Regions from separate parts of the Homo sapiens genome. Here region 2 is linked to region 1. A link is an interaction called in ENCODE POLR2A ChIA-PET data of the cell type or tissue named here. Cell type or tissue: PC-9. All regions are shown on one strand.

Region 1 (2,500 bases):
CTGAGCTTGAACTCCTGAACTTAAGCGATCTGCCTACCTTCACCTCCCAAAGTGCCAGGATTACAGGCATGAGCCAACATGCTTGGCCAATAGTTCATTTTTAAAGTGTGAAGATGGTATTGTGGTTTTGTTTTGTTTTGTTTTAAGATTCTTTATACTTTAGAGGTACACACTGAAGTATTTTCAGATGAAATAATGGGCTATCTGGGCTTTGTTCAGCATAATTCCAAAATGGGTGGGGGAACAATGAAACAGATTGACCATGTTAGTAAGTGTTGAAGTTCAGTGGTGGGTACATGTACATGAGAGATCATTATACTATTTACTCTACTTTTGTTTTTATTTGAACATTTTAAAAAATATTTTAAAAAATCCTTACTAAGGTACGTTTTACTTTAATTCTCTTTGAGAGCCCATAGGTAACACCTTTAAAAGCCTTATTTTGCTGCCTCTGTGAGAAAACTATTTGACAGCTTCTGTAGGATGGGGTGTTATAGATTGCTTTCACCAAGCACATCTGAGAAGTATGGTCAGAATCGGGTGAACCTCTATGCTTTAAAACTTGAGGGTCAGGTGCAGTGGCTCATGCCCATAATCCCAGGACTTTGAGAGGCAGAAGTGGGAGGATCGCCTGAGCTTAGGATGTTCGAGACCAGCTTGGGCAATATAAGGAGACCTCACCTCTACAAAAAAATTTAAAAAGCTGGTGGGGGGTGGGCGTGGGCCTCTAGTCCCAGCTACTCAGGAGGCTGAGGCAGGAAGATTGCTTGAGCCCAGGAGATGGAGGCTGCAGTGAGCCGTGATGGCGCCACTGAACTCCAGCTTGGGTGACAGAGACCCTGTCTCAAAAAATAAATAAAATGGCACCATTTGAAAGAGCTTCTGTTCTTTTATTTACCCCTGGATAATAGGGTGGGAAGAGGCCAACGACCAGTGGACAGGTCATTTAAGGGCGGCTTTGACAAATGCTCTGACTCAAGGAAGCCAGTTGCACCTATGCTCCTGGCAATCTCCAGACTGTCTGCATGACGCTCTCTCCTGAGCAGTAACTCCTGACCAGAACTTCCCAAGAAAACCTCAGCAAGTGTATAGGTGGATTAAGCACCTCCTGCCTCCTTTGCAACCACCATTCTCCCCTCTGCACCAGCTTATATAAACACAGCTGTATCAGCAGCCCTCCAGCTGCCAACTCTCCTAGAAGATATTTGGCATTTTCCTATTCTGGCTAAAAATAAGTCTCAGGCTCTCCTGGGCATCTGCAGGTGGAGTGCTCATTCTGCCATGCTGGAGTTTTCTTAAGATGCTGTAAGTAAGAAACATGGAATTACTTGTATCATGTTCATGGCAGAAGCTCTGCTCCTTCCCTTGGGAAATGGTCACAAGCATAATCAAAGCTGAAAGGAGCCCTTCTGCCTGTCCCTAAAGGTCTTCACTCACTGGGTACTAACCTCGAACATGGCATCTGCAGACAGAGGGCATGGGTTCAAGTCCCAGTCCTTCTGGTTAGCTAGGTCTGGGACAGGTTCCTTAAACTCCTTGAGTCTTAGTTCTCTTATAATGGGCATGATAGTAATATCTACACCTCTTGGTTATGACAATTAAATGGTATGTGAAAAGGGCTTTGGAAACAGCCCTATAAATGTGCTATTTTTTTTCCTTCTTCTTCTTCTTTTTTTTTTTTGAGATGGAGTTTCACTCTTATTGCCTAGGCTGGAGTGCAATGGTGCGATCTAGGCTCATCGCAACCTCCGCCTCCCAGGTTCAAGCGATTCTCCTGCCTCAGCCTCCTGAGTAGCTGGAATTACAGACATGCGCCACCACACCTGGCTAATTTTGTATTTTTAGTAGAGACGGGGGTTTCTCCATGTCAGTCAGGCTGGTCTCGAACTCCCGACCTCAGGTGATCCGCTTGCCTCAGCCTCCCAAAGTGCTAGGATTACAGGCGTGAGCCACCGCACCCAGTCTATTTTTTTCCTTCTTAATACACTCTCCCACCCACCCCCCTTGGACCAACAGGCTCTCATTTATACACTCAACAAACACTTGAGACATTTTAAGAAAAGAAAACTTCAGACCAATATCCCTCATGAACATAGGTTCAGACATTCTTAAAATGTTGGCAAGTCACCTCTAACATATATGAATAGGATAATACATCGTGACCAAATGGGGTTAATCTCAGCACAGCAAGTTGGTTTAACATTTGTAAATCAATGTTGGCTGGGCGTGGTGGTTCATGCCTGTAATCCTAGCACTTTGGGAGGCTGAGGCAGGGAGACTGCTTGAGCTCAGGAATTTGAGACCAGCCTGGGCAACATTATGAGACCTTATAATGAGATTTTGTTTCTAAAATGTCAGCTAGGCGTTGTGGCACACGCCCATAGTACCAGTTACTTGGGAGATTGAGGTGGGAGGATTGCTTTAGCCTGGGTGATCGAGGCTGCAGTGAGCCGAGATCAAGGCTGCAGTGAGCCATGATTGCACCACTGCACTCCAGCCT
Region 2 (2,500 bases), 300 kb before region 1:
GAGGGGAGGGATGGATGAATGGATGGATGGATGGATGGATGGATGGATGGATGGATGGATGGGTGGATGGATGGATGGATTACAAAGGTTAAAGAGTGAGCAATGCAGGCCAGGCTGTGGCTCATGCCTGTAATACCAGCACTGTGGGAGGCCCAGGTGGGCCAATTATTTGAACCCAGGAGTTCAAGACCAGCCTGGGCAATATAGTAAGACCCCCATCTCTACAAAAAATACAAAAATTAGCCAGGTGTGGTAGTGTGTGCCTCTAGTCCCAGCTACTCAGGAGGCTGAGGTGGGAGGATTGCTTGAGTCCAGGAGGCTGAGGCTGCAGTGAGCCATGATTACGCCAATGCCCCTCTGCCTAGGCAACAAAGCAAGACCCTGTCCAAACGAAACAAAACAAAAAACAGTGCATAAGTAAAGCTTGACTGCAAAGTACGATGAGGGAGAAGACATTAGCTATGGATAGTTTATTTTAACTTCAAGGCATTTGGTAGCAGTGGAGGGATAGGGAAGAACAGGTGGACTTTTTGGTCTTTTGTTTACTGGAGGAGATTTGAACATGCTTCTAGGCTAAGGACAAAGCAGATAGCCACTGGAGGAGAGACTGAAAATATTTATTCAATCAAGAAATATTTATTGAGTACCAACAATGTGCCAGGCTCTGTACAGGAAGTGAGCAAGATATAGACGGTGTTCCTGTGCCATGGAACTTTCATTCCAGCAGAAAATAGAAAGGATAATGGGTCATGATCCATGAGAAAATGGAACCGCGTGCTGATTGGTGTGTTCTCGGGAAGAGCAAAATGTTTTAATGTTAGTCCAGGTCAAACATAATTATGAAGGTGAGACTCCCGAAGGGAAAAGCCACATACATTCCAAAGCCACCTGGATGCGTGTGTGTGTGTGTGTGTGTGTGTGTGTGGCAGTGGGATGGTGGGTGGGGGGACATAGAGAAAGAGCAAAAGTAAAGCTGGACGTGTCCAATGTATATTTGCCAAAAACATTTTTCTCTCCTGTGATTCAGACAAGGTGGTGCTTTCAGGATATACAAGTGAAACCAAGGCAGAAAAAGACATGGCCAAGTCTTGTCTAGCCGGTTAGCCTAAGCTTTTCTGGTCTTTTGTAAGTGACTCATTTCCCTTTTGTGTGGTTTTCTTAATATATTCTGCATAAGGCTGGCTGTTACATCCAAACAGAAGCAAAATGTATGATCTGAGCATGCACTGCCTCTTGATCTAATCCACTTCTTAATTACATTTATGTTCATTGTCTTTGAGTCCTATAGTTTGGGACAATTCTACAGGCTCCCCACCCCTAGAAGTCATTCATTATCAGCTACCAGCCACTCAATGTTTAGTTATAGTGAATAAAATACTTTCAGTGTCAGAAACTATAGATCTCATTTCTAACTCTAGATTAATTCTGTTTCGCTGATAATATTAAGAAATGGCTGTAAATTGGATGAAAATATTCTAAAATTATTTCACTATTATCATTTCTTTCTCTTTTTTTTGACACTCTGTTGCCTAGGGCTGGAAGGCAATGGTACAATCATAGCTCCCTGTAACCTCAACCTTCCAGGCTCAAGTGATCCTCCCACCTCAGCCACCCAAGTAGCTGAAACCTAGCTAATTTTTAAATTTTTTGTAAAAACAGCATCTCACTACATTACCCAGGCTGGTCTCCAACTCCTGGGCTCAAGCTGTCCTCCCTCCTCAGCCTCCAAAAGTGCTGGGATTTCAGGCCTGAGCCACAGTGCGTGGCCCACTTTTATTACTCCTATTTCTATTATTATAGGCTATCCCCAAATACTTTTTAGAAGTAGGCAGAGTATATTCGCAAGTACCTTTTTAATTACCTAGAAAACAAATCTACAAAGAATGAAGACATGGGACTCAGTTTGTGATTTCCTCATTTTTAATGTGTGGTATTATAGAGGCCTTACTAATCCTCTGTGATTAGCTGTGGAAAATTTTGCTTTAATCTTTGCAACAGGTTAGATCATGAGACAGTGAACACCAAAAAAAAATTGCAACTCTGTAGTATTGAAAAAATTTTATATGGCATATTTCTTGTAACAAAGCATAGCTCAGGCTGGGCGCAGTAATCCCGGCACTTTGGGAGGCCAAGGCAGGCAGATCACCTAAGATCAGGAGTTCGAGACCAGCCTGGCCAACACAGTGAAACTCCGTCTCTACTAAAAATACAAAAATTAGCCGGCCATGGTGGTGCACACCTGTAATCCCAGCTACTTGGAAGGCTGAGGCACGAGAATCACTTGAACCAGCAAGGCAGGGGTTGCAGTGAGCTGAGATTACACCGCTGCCCTCCAGCCTGGGCAACAGAGTTAGACTCCATCTCAAAAAAAAAAAAAAAAATTATAGCTCAAAGCTTGAAAATCATTTTGTTTTCATGGGATTCATTGTAAAGGAGATTTGACCTAACATATTATTAATACTGATCTTTTCATTCCGTTAAGTATTCACTATCATAGAAC

Evidence for each region. ChIA-PET counts read pairs that join two places held together with the same protein. Peaks named below come from ENCODE experiments on the same cell type or tissue, not always from the same donor. Only the 100,000 strongest peaks of a DNase experiment are listed, where the experiment ranks them.
Region 2: POLR2A ChIA-PET joins it to region 1 with 13 read pairs; 2 of 35 experiments call an interaction of 5 or more read pairs at or near these places.

Annotation. Positions count from the first base shown.
Region 1 is chr17:32,249,891-32,252,390 of GRCh38, reverse strand. The region is part of intron 1 of LOC124903979 (a long non-coding RNA gene); the gene reads right to left. Among named protein-coding and RNA genes, the nearest start is that of RHBDL3, 15 kb to the left of the region's middle. In PC-9, no CTCF peak of the experiment used is centred here; no DNase peak of the experiment used is centred here.
Region 2 is chr17:32,549,982-32,552,481 of GRCh38, reverse strand. All of the region lies in intron 21 of MYO1D (myosin ID), which reads left to right. Among named protein-coding and RNA genes, the nearest start is that of CDK5R1, 64 kb to the right of the region's middle. In PC-9, no CTCF peak of the experiment used is centred here; a DNase peak (open chromatin) is centred at 1,091; H3K4me3 peaks cover 691 bases; H3K27ac peaks cover 1,856 bases.